Linked DNA regions of Homo sapiens: all the other regions are linked to region 1. Evidence: chromatin contacts called from ENCODE Hi-C or POLR2A ChIA-PET data. All regions are on one chromosome and are shown on one strand. Each heading gives the region's core, a stretch centred on a gene start or an enhancer-like site at or near the end of the contact. The rest is flanking DNA. Distances are from core to core; before and after follow the strand shown.

Region 1 (3,739 bases), core at 379-2,878:
ATTCAGTCTGTTGCACTCTGTTGTTTTGGTTGAGATATGAAGATCTGGCCTTATACTGGTTATAGTTGGAAAGGGAGGAATATTTTAATAGTCTCTTCAGATAATTAAAGATATGCTTCTTTGATACTACACCAGGAATTGAGTAATAGTTGCTTAGAGGTTAGTTGTGATATAGAATCTGAAACCATATTATTGCATTTTTTCTACAGTTACATTAAAATCTATTCATCTGTCTTAGGCTCTTAATGGATATTTACCTATGCATGATTTTGTAATATTATGCATTTATCACTCAGAAAATATTGGTTCACTGTCTTATGGAGTTCTAAATGTTGACACATTTTATTACTCAATATAAAAAAATTTCATTAGTATCTCCACTGATCTGAACAAAAAGTATTTAAGTATTGGGATGCAGTCAAACTCATGGTAGCAGATGTAAGTTTTTTAGGAATCTGATTTTTCATTAAAAGCTTGAATTTTATCATTGGCAATAAATATTGCCACTTGTTTTTCTTGAAGTGTCGGGCTTACTTTGCTCATTTTGAGAAAACGTCTACCAAATACTTAAGTCAGAAAAACCATAACTTATCTATCAATCATTCTTTCAAGTAAAAATGGTCTCCCATGGAAAAAGTGACTTCTTAGTCTGAGAACCCAATTGTACAGATGTTTTTCCTTGAGACAATGGTTGTACTTCAGAATGTAGTAGAAGTGCTTCTATTTTGTCAAACAGAATATTAAAAATATGTCTGTGTTCTAATAAAACTCTATTGACAAAAACAGGCAATGGGCCATAGTGCACAGTTTGACAACCCCTGCTTTATTTAACTCCTTGAGCAAATGTAGAAGATTAATAATAGCCGTTTTGAGGTTTTTATCCATGAATGCCATCATATATATAATTTTTTAAATCTGTTTTTATTGACTGATTTTTCTCCTGGTAATGGATCTTTTCCTCTTCCTTTACTTGTCTGGTAATTTTTCAATTCGATGTTAAACATTGTAAATTTTACGTTGTTGGTGGGTGCTGGATTTTAACATATGTTTTTCAAGAGTGTTAGGTTTTGTTTTAAGGTACATTTTAGTATTAGTTTGATCCTTTTGCAGGTTGCTTTTCTATGTTGTTATGGAAAAATCCCAGGTACAGTCATGCTTCGCTTAACAATTGGGATATGTTCTGAGAAATGCATTGTTAGGCAATTTCATTGTTGTATGAACACCCTACAGTGTACTTACATGCACCTAGATGGTATAGCCTACTGCGCACCTAGACTATATGGTATAGCCTATTGCTTCTAGGCTATGAACCTGTACAGCATGTTACTGTATTGAATAGGCAATTACAACACAATGGTAAGTATTTGTGTATCTAAACAAAGGAAAGGTATTGTAAAAATATACTATATAAGCTTATGGGACCACTGTTGTATAAGTGATGCATCATTGACTGAAATGTCGTTATGCAGCACATGACTGTGGTTTTTTATTCTGAAACTTATTTAGCTTCACTACTAAGGTAAAATCCTTCTGAAAATTCTGCCCAATGCCCAGTGTATAATAAGGTCTCTTTATTCTTCACCTTGTGTAAACCCGAACTGTTCTCACCCTGTGTGGGCACTAGGAAGTGTTCAGTCTGATACTTTCTGGTGGTTCTTTCCTCAACCTCAAGTAGTTTCCCTTCACACATGTGCAGATTAGTTCTCAAGTGGCCCTCTCTGCAGATCTTTGCAGTGCTCACTCTGCACACCTGCTTCCTCTCTGGTACTCTGCCCCATAAGTTCTAGCCACCTTAGCTTTCCCAAACTCCGATCCCCATCTCCTCAACTCAGGTTGTCTACCAGGCTCTGTTTACTTTCCCTTTCTTGTGTTGCAGCCTGGAAACTGCCTCTGGAGCAAACTGAGGTGATTGTAAGCTCATTGTGTTTGTTTCCTTTCTCTCAAGGATTACAGTCTCAAGCTTTCTATTGTTCAGTACCTGAAAACTCTTATTTCATGTATTCTGTCTGATTTTCTACTTATTATTTTAGTGCAATTCATGTACCAGTTAATCCTTTGTGGGCTAAAGTGGAAATCCCTTCTTTCATTCTCTCTTGAGTTCACTCTATCCAGGCTTAAGTTTCCAGCTCTATAATGCAACTGATTTAAAAAATTTTATCCAACCCAATAGCAGCATTCGAAAGAGTTGATCACTCACTTTTTCTTGAAAAGCTCTCTTCCCTTGACTTTTTATTTTTTTAGACAGGTTCTCACCTAACTCTGTCACCCAGGCTGGAGTACAGTGGTGCTATCATGGTTCACTGCAGCTTTGACCCCTCAGACTCAAGCAATCCTCTCACCTCAGCCTCTCGAGTAGCTGGGACCACAGGCATATGCCACCATGCCCAGCTAATTTTTTAATTTTTAGTACAGATAAGGTTTTGGTATGTTGCCCTGGTTGGTCTTAAACTTCTGGGCTCAAGAGATCCTCCTGCCTTGGCCTCCTAAAGTGTTGGGATTATAGGCATGAGCCACCATGCCCAGCCCACTTGGCTTCTTGGAACTATTCTCTCTTCTTTTACACCTACCTTCTTGGTCACCTCCTCCTCTCAGTCCCTTTTGCTGGATCCTCCTCATCATTTTAACTTCTAGGCTTTGGGGAATCCCAGAACTCAGTCCTAGGACCTTTTCTCTTCTATATCTGTACTCAATCCCTAATATCATCTGGTCTTATGATCTTTAAAATCTTTTATAGGCTGTAACTCCTATTGATATCTGAATTCTGAGCTTTCCCATGAACTTCAGATTCATATTCATTTGCGTAATGACATGGAACTTGGATAGGTTTACATACATGGATTTCCTGATATGTCCAAAACTGCATTTTTGTTTCCCCCATGAAGGAAATAAAACATGCAAATAACACCAATAACCAAAACCTTTATGTGAATCTTGTCTTTTCTGCTTCAATAAAGTTGTGATTCCATTCTTCTAGACACTCACCCAATTAGTCAAGAAATTCTTTCTTTTTTTTTTTGAGACGGAGCCTCACTCTGTTGCCTAGGCTGAGTGCAGTGGCGTGATCTTGGCTCACTGCAACCTCCATCTCCCAGATTCAAGCGATTCTCTTGCTTCAGCCTCCCGAGTAGCTGGGATTACAGGCGCCCGTCACCACACCTGGCTAATTTTTGTATTTTTAGTAGAGACGGGGTTTTGCCATGTTGGCCAGGCTGGTCTTGAACTCCTGACCTCAGGTGATCCGCCTGCCTTGGCCTCCCAGGGTGCTGGGATTGCAGGCGTGAGCCACCGTGCCCGGCCAAGAAATTCTTTCAGCTCCTCTTTTGAACTATATCTTGAGTCTAGTTACTTCTCATCACTTGACCTGTTACTTCCCTGGGTGAGGTCACTACCAGCTCTTAACTGGTCACTACCAGCTCTTATCTGTGCTAGCTGATCTCCTTGCTTTCATTCTTGCCCAAGCCTCTTCTCCATTGGGCAGTTAGAGCAGTCCTTTTAAAAAAAGAAGTCAGATCATGTTGTTCCTGCTTCTAGGCTTCCTATTTTGCTAAATAAAAGCTAAAAAAAAAAAATACCACTTTAGCAAAAAAAAAAAAAACAAAAACCACAGACCTAAAGGTCTTATGTGATCTTGGCCTTGGCTAGCTCTTTGTTTTCTTTTATTCTCCCTCTTACTCTCTGTGTTCCAGATACTTTAGTCTCTTTGTTGTTTCTCAGACACACCAGGCATCTTTCCACATGT
Region 2 (3,739 bases), core at 661-3,160, 430 kb after region 1:
CTACATCCCGTTGAGTCATTGTGATGTATTCCCACCACTTGGTATAGTTCAAATTTCTCCCTTCCTTGTTTTTACTGCAGAACTCTTTACTGTCCCAAGTAGAGTGAGACTGAAACCAAAATTTGAGCACTGGGTCCATTCATTCAATTGTTCATTCATTTACACGTTAAGTATGAAGCATCTATAATGTGAAATGCTTGCTGAATTTTCAGGAGGCCATAAGAACGGTATCAGGCTTGGCCTCTCCCCTCTCAAACATAAAGGCTAATTCTAGTGTTTTTCAGTTTTATCTGGTTGGAACCCTAGAATTCCTGCATACTGTAATGAAGCTAAACTTTACATCTAAACTGGCTATATGTATTGCACTACAGTGCATAAGACAAGAAAAGTTACAAAAAGAAGGAAAATCCAGAACGTGAGGCCCACAGACATGAAACAGTTGAAGTCACACTGTAGTACAGCATCTAATGAATTGCCAGGATGAGAGAAGCAGATTTTTAATATCAGAGGCATTCACAGAAAGGAGAGATCATCATGATCTTTGTGATGGAGGCTTGGACCACTGCCTTAGGATGTCAGGGCAGAACTAAGATGGGCCCCTTGGTTGGTCTGTCCTGACTCACTGTGTCTGCAGTGCCTGGATATCAGCCAGCAGACCACCTCCATCATTGAGTTAGACCCACTTACAAGGTGGCAGGCTATTAACCAGTCCCCTGTTCCACTGAGAACTTGCCAGGCTGGCCATCATAGCATGGTATAGGTTGAAGTAGCTTAGTACCTGTGGTGGATGACTGTTTTTCTCGGCCAGCTGTTTAATGAGCACCAAATGAAGTAAAATGCTGCTTGGTTCCTCTCCTCTCTTCAGACACAAACAATCGAGCACATCCTAGTGGAAGGGCCGTGTTGGGGAACTGGCTTTCTTGTGCTGATCATCTTGGTTCCCACATCCGTCCCTCCCCTCTGGGCTAGAGTTTGGAGGAGCTATTGAAGAACCTTGAGAAAACTGTTAACCTTGAAAGTTTAGTTATTCATCATCAAATATATTAACAAACGTTTGTAGCCAAAGCTTTACTGTCTATGGCAGTTTTAAATAATTATCAAAATCATGATTTAATTAATTTCTCTCTCCATTTTGGGTTGGCTTAGAGGAGTAGGAGATTGCAATTCACAAGTACTTTCTGGTCCTGTAACCAACTTGCACTTTCAAGTTCAGGTAATCACCTTGTCCTTTTCAGTTTATTTACCCATGACTTAGGTTAAAGTTGCCCATGCCTCTGGTGAAATTCACAAATGAAACTTCACCTAGCTGGGTTTCATATTTGTAAGAAATCATTTTTTTTCTCCATGAGAATGTGCAGGTCAGCTGAGACAAGCATGATTAATTCTAGACATGAATTAGAACAAGCCCAAGCTGAACAGCTCTCTCAGAGGAAGTCATCTGAAATTGGTATGTGTGACCCAGTATATCTTTTGACCAATTTGCATTGGAAACCACAGTGAGCATGGAAGAAATATAACCTTGATCCTCTGGCCTAATAAACATTCTTGCAATTCTAAATGTACCTAGAGTTTGTGACAAGTGTGTATTGGAAAACTCGTTGAAAACACATGAGTTAGTAATGTTCTCTTTCAGAAGATGAACTTGCATGGCCGAAGTGAGATTCCAGTGGGAAAGACCTGGTAGAGAAAGAGTGGGAGAATGCGTTGACCTCTGGAGGGCAGATTATGGCATGCCAGGCAATGGGTTGTGCCATCAGGGAAGGAATCTAGAAAGACGAGGAGACTCAGGAGAAAGGAGATGACTTCTGTTGACAGGTCATTGTTGCTCAGACTTAGTGCAGATGAGAAAGGAAATCCAGAAACCTACATGACAGCTCCTCTTGGATTGGATGAAAATATTGATTTTTTTTTTTTTTCCCTATCTGGAATTTGACAGGGTCAGTTCATGTCTGGGTTTTCAGCACTTAATACAGGGCGCTTTTGTCTTGGGAGGCGGCTGGACTGGTTTTTCCTCCAGGCAGGTGCACAGAGGGCGTTTATTGTAGCCTGAAACACAAACACCAAGCCCCTAGGCCCTGATCCACACACTCTCCAGTGTGGCTCAAGGAAATAAAGTGAACAATGTCTCTTGCAACAGGCGAGCACTGTAAATGCCACTCCTGAATGATATATTTCTTAAAACTTTGTATCCGTAACCTGATCATCTCTTAAAACTTAATTATATGTCAGAGAAAAGGAAGCTATTGGCTCCTCCAGCTGTCCAGGTTGAACGAGAGCACACAATGGAGCATATCCGATTCACAGCCTTACTTAGGTAATCAGATTAATATCTCCTGAATTGAATTTACCCTTTTGATATGGAGTCTTTCAGCTGCCTTGTTTCACATCTCAAATTCTGACAAAGCTGTGCGGCCTTTGAGTAATTTCCCTGAAATCTATATGTGGGAAGCCTGTACTTCAAGCAGTTTTTGGGACTTGCACCAATTAAATCTGTCTCTGGCACACTTTTAATGGCATGCTTTCCCCTGAGTCAACAACTGCTCCAAAATCTGAAGTCATTTGTTTAATTTAAAAGCAAAGGTTATGGAACAACCATTTCAAGCTTCACCAGCCAAACTCCAGTGGCTTTGAAAAGGGAGATGAGGCAGAGGAAAGGCTAATAAACTGGATTTCTTATACACAAAATAAATTAATTACTGTGTTTCTGTAAGCTAGTATCAAATCAAGTTTGTTCACACCCTCCTTGCCAACCTAGCTCTCCCTTTCTCTTCAAACTCACCCTCTCTGGGCTTTCATATTCACGATTGAGGCTCACCCTCTTACTGTTGTTCTTGCAACACAAACATCTGGACTGGATTTTTGTCAGCTGGAGTTGAGAGAGAACTGTAAATGATGCAGTGATTTTTTTTTCGTCCTTATTAAATTTATTTATAGCCAGTCTGAAGCCAGGAAACATGCTAGAGCCTTTGATTGGAGGTTCTCGAGGAATGTACGGTGGATGGTATTTTCTCCTGTTGTTTTCTAAATAATATCAAGGATAGAATTACATAACTCCCAACTTGAGTATTTTTTGCCCTGAAGGACCCTTTATTAGGACATTTTGCACATCAGAATTCTTCCATTATATTTGCTTATCCAATATGCCTTCTTTTCTGTCAGTGAGAGAAAAGGAAATGTACATGACAGGTTATTTCTGAAAAATTAGAAAGATGGAGAGTGAGTTTCTGGTTGTTTGGGACATGAACCAGTGGCATGAGTATTTTCTTTTGCCAAAGGGACACAACATGGATCCTATTTCTACCTCTTAACAACCTCTGCAATCTTAAAGCTGCCAAATCTCAAAGAATTTCATTCATTTAGTCATTATTTAAGATAATAAAAGGCCCTACAAGCAGCTTACGAAAATAATTTATAAAATATTTTTCTCTGCCCTTAGACCTTGTTAAATAACAATGCCTTGGTGTTTATAAAATTATTTAAGAAACAAAACTTTCTAGAGGAGGCTGAATCAGATGATGATTTCTTGAGGTCCCTTCCCAGTTCTATGATTTGAGATGATTCTTTAATTTTCCTTCACTGTCATTTATATCTGTGTCATTAAAAAAAAAAAAAAAAAAAGGGCTGTTTGGGAATGAGATTTGCTACACCCGTAGGCATTTTCTTCTTCAGAAAAGAGACTGTTTAGCTTTCTGCCACCCAAGTCAGTCATCCTCAGCCTGAACAATGGAGCTTAATGTTC
Region 3 (3,739 bases), core at 820-3,319, 330 kb after region 1:
AGCAGTTGAGTAGCCAGCACCCACAGGCAACCTCTATGGGCAATCTGAAAGTGAAATCTTTACTGAATTGAATGGAATCTGTGGAGATCTTCGATAGTCTTCCCTTGAGGTGAAATCTTGTTTTGTTGAGTGGTTTAAGATGTTTTCTAGGGTGTAGCACTTTGCAGAAGTGCTTTCCTCTTTCATGATAGGTGACCCAGTTTGGAGATCAGGAAGATTTTGTCATCCTTCACATTGCAAGACTTGAAGACTTGCAACTCAAAATGGTATATTTTTTTCTTTTCTTCCAATAGAGAACAATTCCACTCTAGCACTCAAGTATCTAATACTTTTGGGACATGTTGAAACTGTTTCCATTTCATCTGATTTCACTCAGCAATTATTTATAGAACTCTCTGTGAGGTAGGCACCATGCTAAGTATCCTGAGGCTGACAAAGACATCCTTTCTAAGTTGAGGCAGTGACAGAGGGCACAGCAGCCATTGCTAATTGTCCTTGCTGCAGCCTTGTTGGGTGACACCTCTGGCTTCCAGGGCCTCATATTTTCACAGCTTCACTGATAACTCTCTGAGAGGAATTGTCCCTCCCACTAAGATTCCCTTCTAGAAGATGAGTTTTTCCATGAGCATTTTAAAATTTTCTTTGTTGCCTTGTTCATTTTTTTTTCCAACATTTAAAAGAGCAGAAGTGAGGGCGAAGAGAAAGGAGAATATTTAGATCTGAAAAATGCACCAGTCCACTTTTAATCTACTTTTGGGAAGATGATTGTAAGATATTCTGTACCCACTTAGGGATCTCCTGCCCTTCGGATACACATGCCTTAACTACCATCTTGCTAGAATAGAAGGTCCTGTGTTTAGGCATCAAAGAAAGGAATTGCACTGAGAAATTTTAGTGATAATTCTTTTATTGTAATCGTGATTTTCTTCCTCCTGCTAATCTTTTTAAGTGGTATTAAAGGAAGCTTCTTGCCAGGCAGTAATATTCCTCCATGAGCACACGATCTTTTTCCTTATTTGGCACTGGAATTTCATCAGGCTGTATTAGTCTGAGCGAAACATACTCTAGGAATACCTTTTTTTTTTTTTTTTGAGACAGAGTCTTACTCTGTCACCCAGGCTGGAGTGCAGTGGCGCCATCTCAGCTCACTGCAACCTCCGCCACCCGGGTTCAAGTGATTTTCCTGCCTCAGCCTCCTGAGGAGCTAGGACAACAGGCGTACGCCACCATGCCCAGCTAATTTTTGTATTTTTAGTAGAGACAGGATTTCACCATGTTGGCCAGGCTGGTCTCTAACTCCTGACCTGAGGTAATCACCTGCCTCAGCCTCCCAAAGTGCTAGGATTACAGGTGTGAGCCACCGCACCCAGCCAGGAATATCTTTAGAATAGTTCTATAGTTAGGAACGTTGAGACCAGGTAACAAGGGATTTATTCAATGGGATGACAATTTTTATACACCATGCCTGAAGCAAATAAAGGTGATCAGTATTTATATTGCAGTATTCAAATACTCTGGAGCCAAATAGATAGGACTACCTTAAAAATGTTCTTGTACATGTGGGTTTGATCTTAAAGATATTAGGGATGGTAACATACCATTCTATGTATATACATGACCAGGCCTTAGGTTACTTAAGGGTGATGGAATGACCATTGTGTGTGTCTTGTGTCTTGGTGGCCTTCAGTGAATTCTGCATGAGCTCTAGTAGTAACTGCCACTGCTGTAGTATCATGGAAAAAACACTGAACTTAAAATAGTTTTCTTACCTGTAACAAAATGGACAACAATCTCACAGAGTTTGTGTGAGAATTAAAGGAGAAAATACTTGGGAAGAAGTGCTTTGAAATCTCCATTGCACTCTGCAAAAGCAAGGAAATGCGCTTGTGATCAGTATCATGTTGACGTGGAGTGAGTTACTCCCCAGCTGTTCACGATATGGTCGCCCACAAAGAGCAAGTAGGTCACTTCACCAAACAGAATTCTGTATGTATTACAGAAACTCCCAGGCTGAGTCACCAAGTAAAATGAAGGGCAGTGTGCTCTATTTAAAATGTTCATTTCATTTTCGCATTCCATTCTTTACTAACAGAATGGTTTCACTTCATTTCCAGTCACTTTCATTTTCAGGTTGTCAAGCTTCACTTAGTGTCAGTTGTGTTCCCACACTCAAACATGTGCCTTGTCTTCCTTGATCTTCTCTCTGAGGATGTTTCTCTGACTAATGTGCTGTGGTCAGAACAAGAGCATTGCCACATGGTGCATTTCCTAGGTAGGCATGTCTAAAATCATTAAGTGGCCTAGCTCAGAACATTCTTTGTGACCCTTTCCCCTCCCCACCCAGTGCCTAGTGACTGATTTATCTGAATATAAGGCTACTTCCACTTTTAGTTCAAGGGCCTTGCTCCCTGCCTGCAAGAATCTCTCTAATCACATTGCCCTCCCTCCACCCGCTTTCCCCATTGAAACCAATGTTTGGAGAAGATAGAAGAATGAAAAGAACATCTCAGGTCCTGTTTTTGTACCACCTTCACTATTGTAGCACCTCTTTTGTGTTGCCAACTGAATATGGTATACATGGCTTTAAGGGGGAAAAAAGAAAAATAAAACATAAGAAAGTAGGAGAGCTCCTAGCTTTCTTAAATGAATTAAAGGCCTTAGGCCAGAGTGAATTATATTATAGATTGTAGACTAGATATGGTGGGGAAGGTTACTCAACAACTTGGTTGGGAAATAAATTAATATATAAAACCATCAGATATCAGAGCATAGTTGTGGAAAGTCACCTAAGGAAAGTCATTGTCTCTAGGCCAAAGACTGGCCTAGACGTAAGTAATGCACCAGTGTGTCAGAAAGGGGGTTGGTCGACATCAGAAGCACCCAGAGGCAAACACTGGTTGTGCCCTGTACCCACAGTAACTGTCCATAGAAATGTGAATGTTGGTAGTCTTCAAAGTTTCAGTGTCACTGGCAAGTCCTTCTTTGTTGGAAATTCAATTTAACATTCAAGTTCTATAGCAAATGCCTCCTATTATGATGTCTTGTGTTTACAGTTTGCCTCTGTAAGTAGAACCCTCTAAAGGGAAAAATGCTCTGGTCAGATTGTTATGGTCTGTATGACAGATACATAACTGTTGTAAATCAACACATTGGCATTCTCGTTTGCTCCACCAGTTTGTTGTGAACTTCGTCAGGGGAAGGCATCATGCCTAAGTCTATTCAACTCTGGGATACTGACAAGGTCAAATTTCTGTGCCTGCAAGGCTGGGACTGGACCCAAGCTGTACAGTTCATACAATGAAATAGTGCCATTTAGTAAAAAAGGGAGATAATATGGCACTTGGTTGGAAGTTTGGCTCTAGAATCTGATTGAACTGGGTTTGAATACTAGGTCAGCCACTTACATGCTGTATGACCTAAGACCCCGCTCTAAAAAGGATATTATCTTTACACTGACCTCAGAGGGCTGTTTTGAGAATTAAATTAGACAATCCATGTAAAATACTTGACTCAGAGCCTTACATAGAGCTGTTAGCAGCAGCAACAACAGCAGCACCAGCAGCAAGGTAAATACCACCATGTGTGTCCTTTGGGTGGTCAGCAGTTTGCTGAACAATTTGGACTGGTTTAGAACCCTCCTAACTCACTACTGGGGACTTTCCATTGGAACCACAGCACTGGGTAGTGACAGAATTTGCCAGTGTAATCACATCATTTATGAGAAATGATAGCAATAGGG
Region 4 (3,739 bases), core at 670-3,169, 300 kb after region 1:
CACACCATAGGAGTGGTATGCCTTACATCACATGGGAGATGTGAATGGCTTATAAGGAGTCCCAAACACTAGGACACCAGCCAGTTGAGGTCTGACTTCAAGACAGTTGGGTCTTGCACAGATGGTAGAAACAGATGGTAGAATGTATATTTGTGTATGGGGGGAGAGGGTGCCCTGTATTCCACCCTTTATTCCCCCCTTGCATTCTGAGACTAGAGCTTGGCCTATGGCACCGACAATTCCTCAGTCCTGAATAACATGTATAGGCTACAGCATTGCCTAGTTCCATAAGTCACCCTAATGGTTAAAGTTTTGCCACCTGTCACCTTAAAATACCCCAACTTTGAATGGATTCTGAACCATAGCCTACGTGTTTAGAATGTCTAGTTTGATGGAGCACAGATGGTTTGGGGAGCGCTAACATTCATCTTTACTTTGCCTTCATCTATTATTTTGCCCAAACGTGTTTATCCTACAGCCTGCTTACTAATGGCTCAGTTTGTTCTAGCTAGTTGTGGTTTGGGAGTAGGAGGCCACTCTGCCCACTGTTAGATGAGGGGATTGTAAATGTTAGAGAGGGCCGGGGTAGAGGAGTACTCTTTTTAAGAAAAGTAGTTGACTTTGATAATGAAAAAGTATCATCATGATTATCGTCATGCTGTTGAGTGCTTTACTACATTTCAGGCACGATAAGGTTATATATTTAATACTTACAACTTTATGAGCAGCTGTCGTCATTATCGCCACTTTACAAATATGGAAACCCAGGCAAAAAGAGGCTAAGTAACTTTGCCAAGGTCTCACAGGTAGCAAATTGCAGAGCCAGAATGCAAAACTACTGCCTTATGATCTGCTTCTCTAAGTAGCTGGGAATGGAGAAAGACGGCGAGCAGATGTATAGAATGCACTGATTAGGGTGACTGGGTGAGCTCTGTGCTGAGTTATACTTCAAGATGTACAGGACAGAGTTAGGGAAATGTGAGACCAAGGGCTTTTCTGGGCAGGAACAACCATACTGGCTGCTGTGGCAAGGTTAGAGCCTGCCAGGTAACTACAGTGAGACTTCCTTTTCATACAGATTGGGGGAACTGGCAAGACAAGTTATCATCACCTCCACATAGCAGGTGAGGGAAGGGAAGCAACAGCAGAGGCATTGGTGTTTTGTATTTAGAAGGGCACATAGCCTAATGCTAAAACTCACCCATTAGTTACATCAATGTTTGGATGCTCTTTGAAAGACTTCTCAGGAGAGGTGTGAGAATGATTTGATTTGAAGGTGGGTTTTAGTCTTGACCGTGTGCCACAGCAAACAAAATGAAACTCCCCTTGAGATAAAGGTAATCAAGATGAAGGTGTATTTACAAAGATGAGCAGTGGGATTTATCCAGTGACTCTGGAAGGTAATCCCCAGATTTAGTGCTCCATGAATACCTTGCCATGTTCCTAAGCTGGTAAATTACTCTGAGTTTTATGAGAGCGGATTGTGGGAAGCATCTAGATGAAATTCAGCCTGTTTCACCTCGAGTCCAGGGCTCACTAATGCACCCCAGGTGTGCAGACTGCCCAGGCTTTCTGCCTTGGAAGCCTCAAGGAACTTTCATCCCAAAGGGAAGCTTTGAAGAATACCAAGGACCTTTCTATCTGTCCTTGATTTTTTGTCATTTTTCTGCCCACATTTGGTAATTGGAGATATTTGTGGTGTTAAAGCCGGACTTGTTCCTTCTCAGCCTGCCCCCTCCAGTAGTGAAATTTTAAGCCTGTGGCTTTGATTATGCAAAGCAGTGATTTCTCTGCAGTGTCCCTCAGATGTAAAAGGAGAATGACTGAAATACTAGAAAGGAAGTTACGGGAAATCACCAAACAACCATTTTCCATGTCTACAGATCCTTTCATCTGAGGGCAAAAGAAGCTGGAGAGGGTGCCTCCAAAGGTGGGGGTTTGGAGGAGCACAATTTAAAATTCTCTGGGTTGTAGGCTAAGGATCAAAGGGTTATGTCCTCAGAATTACACGGTGAGTCACTGGAAAAACTCTGAGTAAAAGTCAGGCATCCTGTTTTCCAATCTTATATGCCTAATAATTTCAACTGGCTTTAAGACAGTACATTTATGTATATTTTTCATTTAGATCCATTGCCACCTAAAGAATATAATGATGTATGCATTATATAGATTATGGTTTCCATGCCCTAGAGCATCATGAGGTGTTTTGCCATGAGAATACAGTGGGTTAGGTGAAGAGGTGCTTGAGAAGCCTTGGTGTCTAATGTGTGGTCTCAGTACTCTGTGGAATCTCCTCCTCCCTTACAAACCACTGCCTCTATTCAAGCCATCTTGTGCTTCAATTTAGAAGTTCTCCTTTAAGAGAGAGTTTTCCAAAGCTAAATTAACAGCTATGCAGTGTACTGAGTAACTCTGTGATTTACTTTTTCCAATTTTGACTGCTGTAAGCATTTCAGTTTGTTTCCCACTAGTTTGGATCAACATGTTGGTTTTAACTTTATCTCCAAATGTAATGATTTTACATATTATAGACAAATGTGTTTGCACAGTTAAGGGCAGCAGGATTTGCTTGAACAGAGAATATGTGAGTTCTGTAACTTTTAATATTCAATTCAATTTAAATTCTTTTTCATATGTCCTTTTTATATATTCCAGTTTCTGATTATGGGTAACCTGACTTGAAGGTCAGACCATCTGAAGTGAAGATGGTTAAATTGTATGTGTTTGCACATGCATACACGTGTGTGTGTGTGTGCATGCATCCACATACACATGGGTGTTCATGTGGTAAAGGAGAGCCAGAGAGATGTTTAATTTCCTCACCACATTGTAGAAACTGAAAGAGACATGTACTGCAGAAACAAATTCTGAGATACGTTTGCTAACCACTTTTTTAGGTTTCACCTTCCGGGGAAAATGTTAAGGCATTTGCAAACATGCCTAGTTTCTTAGCGATTTAAGGCGCATAGACTCTCTGTGACTACACCTAGAGAGGTAAGACATGGAAAAGAACATAAGCTTTGAGCCACCTAGATTAGGGGCTTAATCTGGCCACACCACTTTTTAGATGTATAACTTCAGGTTGATTACTGGACCTGTATTCCTTTTCTTTCCTTGGTTGACACTTGTTCCAACTTATGATGTTGGTTTATGATTTTGATTTTAGTTTGGTTAACTTCTTATTTGGGGGATTTTGACTGACTTAATTTGTTCTCATCTTGTGTTAGGGTTCTCTAGAGGGGTAGAACTAACAGGATAGATGAATATATGAAGGGAAATTTATTAAGTAGTATTGACTCACACGATCACAAGGTGAGGTCCCACAATAGGCTCTCTGCAAGCTGAGGAGCAAGGAAGCCAGTCCAAGTCCCAAGACCTCAAAAGTAGGGAAACCAACAGTGCAGCTTTCAGTCTGTGTCCAAAGGCCCAAGAGCCCCTGGCAAATCACTGGTGTAAGTCAAGAGTCTAAAAGCTAAGGAATTTGGAGTCTGATGTTCAAGCGCAGGAAGCATCCAGCACAGGAGAAAGATGAAGACTCAGCAAGTCAAGTCCAACTTCTGCCTGCTTCTTTCTAGCCACACTGGCAGCTGATTAGATGGTGCCCACCAAGATTGAGGGTGGGTCTGCTTCTCCAAGTCCACTGACTCAAATGTTTAACTTTTTGGCAACACCCTCACAGACACACCCAGGAATAATACTTTGCATCCTTCAGTCCAATCAGGTTGACACTCAGTATTAT

What was found. A loop is a pair of places that touch in the nucleus more often than their neighbours do. ChIA-PET counts read pairs that join two places held with the same protein, here RNA polymerase II (POLR2A). Pooled maps may share reads with other maps.
Region 2: a pooled map shows a loop between it and region 1 (4-fold over the local background). The contact joins two enhancer-like sites. A Hi-C loop is called at or near these places in 2 of 50 pooled maps. POLR2A ChIA-PET finds 5 or more read pairs at or near these places in 2 of 52 experiments (GM12878 and HEK293).
Region 3: a loop to region 1 is called in a map with no recorded cell type, with 7 times the contacts of the local background. The contact joins two enhancer-like sites. A Hi-C loop is called at or near these places in 2 of 37 single-sample maps with no recorded cell type and 3 of 50 pooled maps. POLR2A ChIA-PET finds 5 or more read pairs at or near these places in 1 of 52 experiments (activated T-cell).
Region 4: a loop to region 1 is called in a pooled map, with 7 times the contacts of the local background. The contact joins two enhancer-like sites. A Hi-C loop is called at or near these places in 1 of 37 single-sample maps with no recorded cell type and 3 of 50 pooled maps. POLR2A ChIA-PET finds 5 or more read pairs at or near these places in 1 of 52 experiments (AG04449).

What each region holds. Positions count from the first base shown.
Region 1 is chr14:67,879,748-67,883,486 of GRCh38, forward strand. All of the region lies in intron 5 of RAD51B (RAD51 paralog B), which reads left to right. Among named protein-coding and RNA genes, the nearest start is that of RAD51B, 62 kb to the left of the region's middle. Within about 2 kb of position 1,629, at least 2 of the 41 ENCODE cell types and tissues checked have a DNase peak (open chromatin) inside an H3K27ac peak, as active enhancers do.
Region 2 is chr14:68,305,106-68,308,844 of GRCh38, forward strand. The region is part of intron 8 of RAD51B (RAD51 paralog B); the gene reads left to right. Among named protein-coding and RNA genes, the nearest start is that of RAD51B-AS1, 380 kb to the right of the region's middle. RefSeq lists an enhancer at 1,297-1,436. Within about 2 kb of position 1,911, at least 14 of the 41 ENCODE cell types and tissues checked have a DNase peak (open chromatin) inside an H3K27ac peak, as active enhancers do.
Region 3 is chr14:68,208,887-68,212,625 of GRCh38, forward strand. All of the region lies in intron 7 of RAD51B (RAD51 paralog B), which reads left to right. Among named protein-coding and RNA genes, the nearest start is that of RAD51B, 390 kb to the left of the region's middle. RefSeq lists enhancers at 1,673-1,872, 2,043-2,322. Within about 2 kb of position 2,070, at least 16 of the 41 ENCODE cell types and tissues checked have a DNase peak (open chromatin) inside an H3K27ac peak, as active enhancers do.
Region 4 is chr14:68,179,837-68,183,575 of GRCh38, forward strand. All of the region lies in intron 7 of RAD51B (RAD51 paralog B), which reads left to right. Among named protein-coding and RNA genes, the nearest start is that of RAD51B, 360 kb to the left of the region's middle. Within about 2 kb of position 1,920, at least 4 of the 41 ENCODE cell types and tissues checked have a DNase peak (open chromatin) inside an H3K27ac peak, as active enhancers do.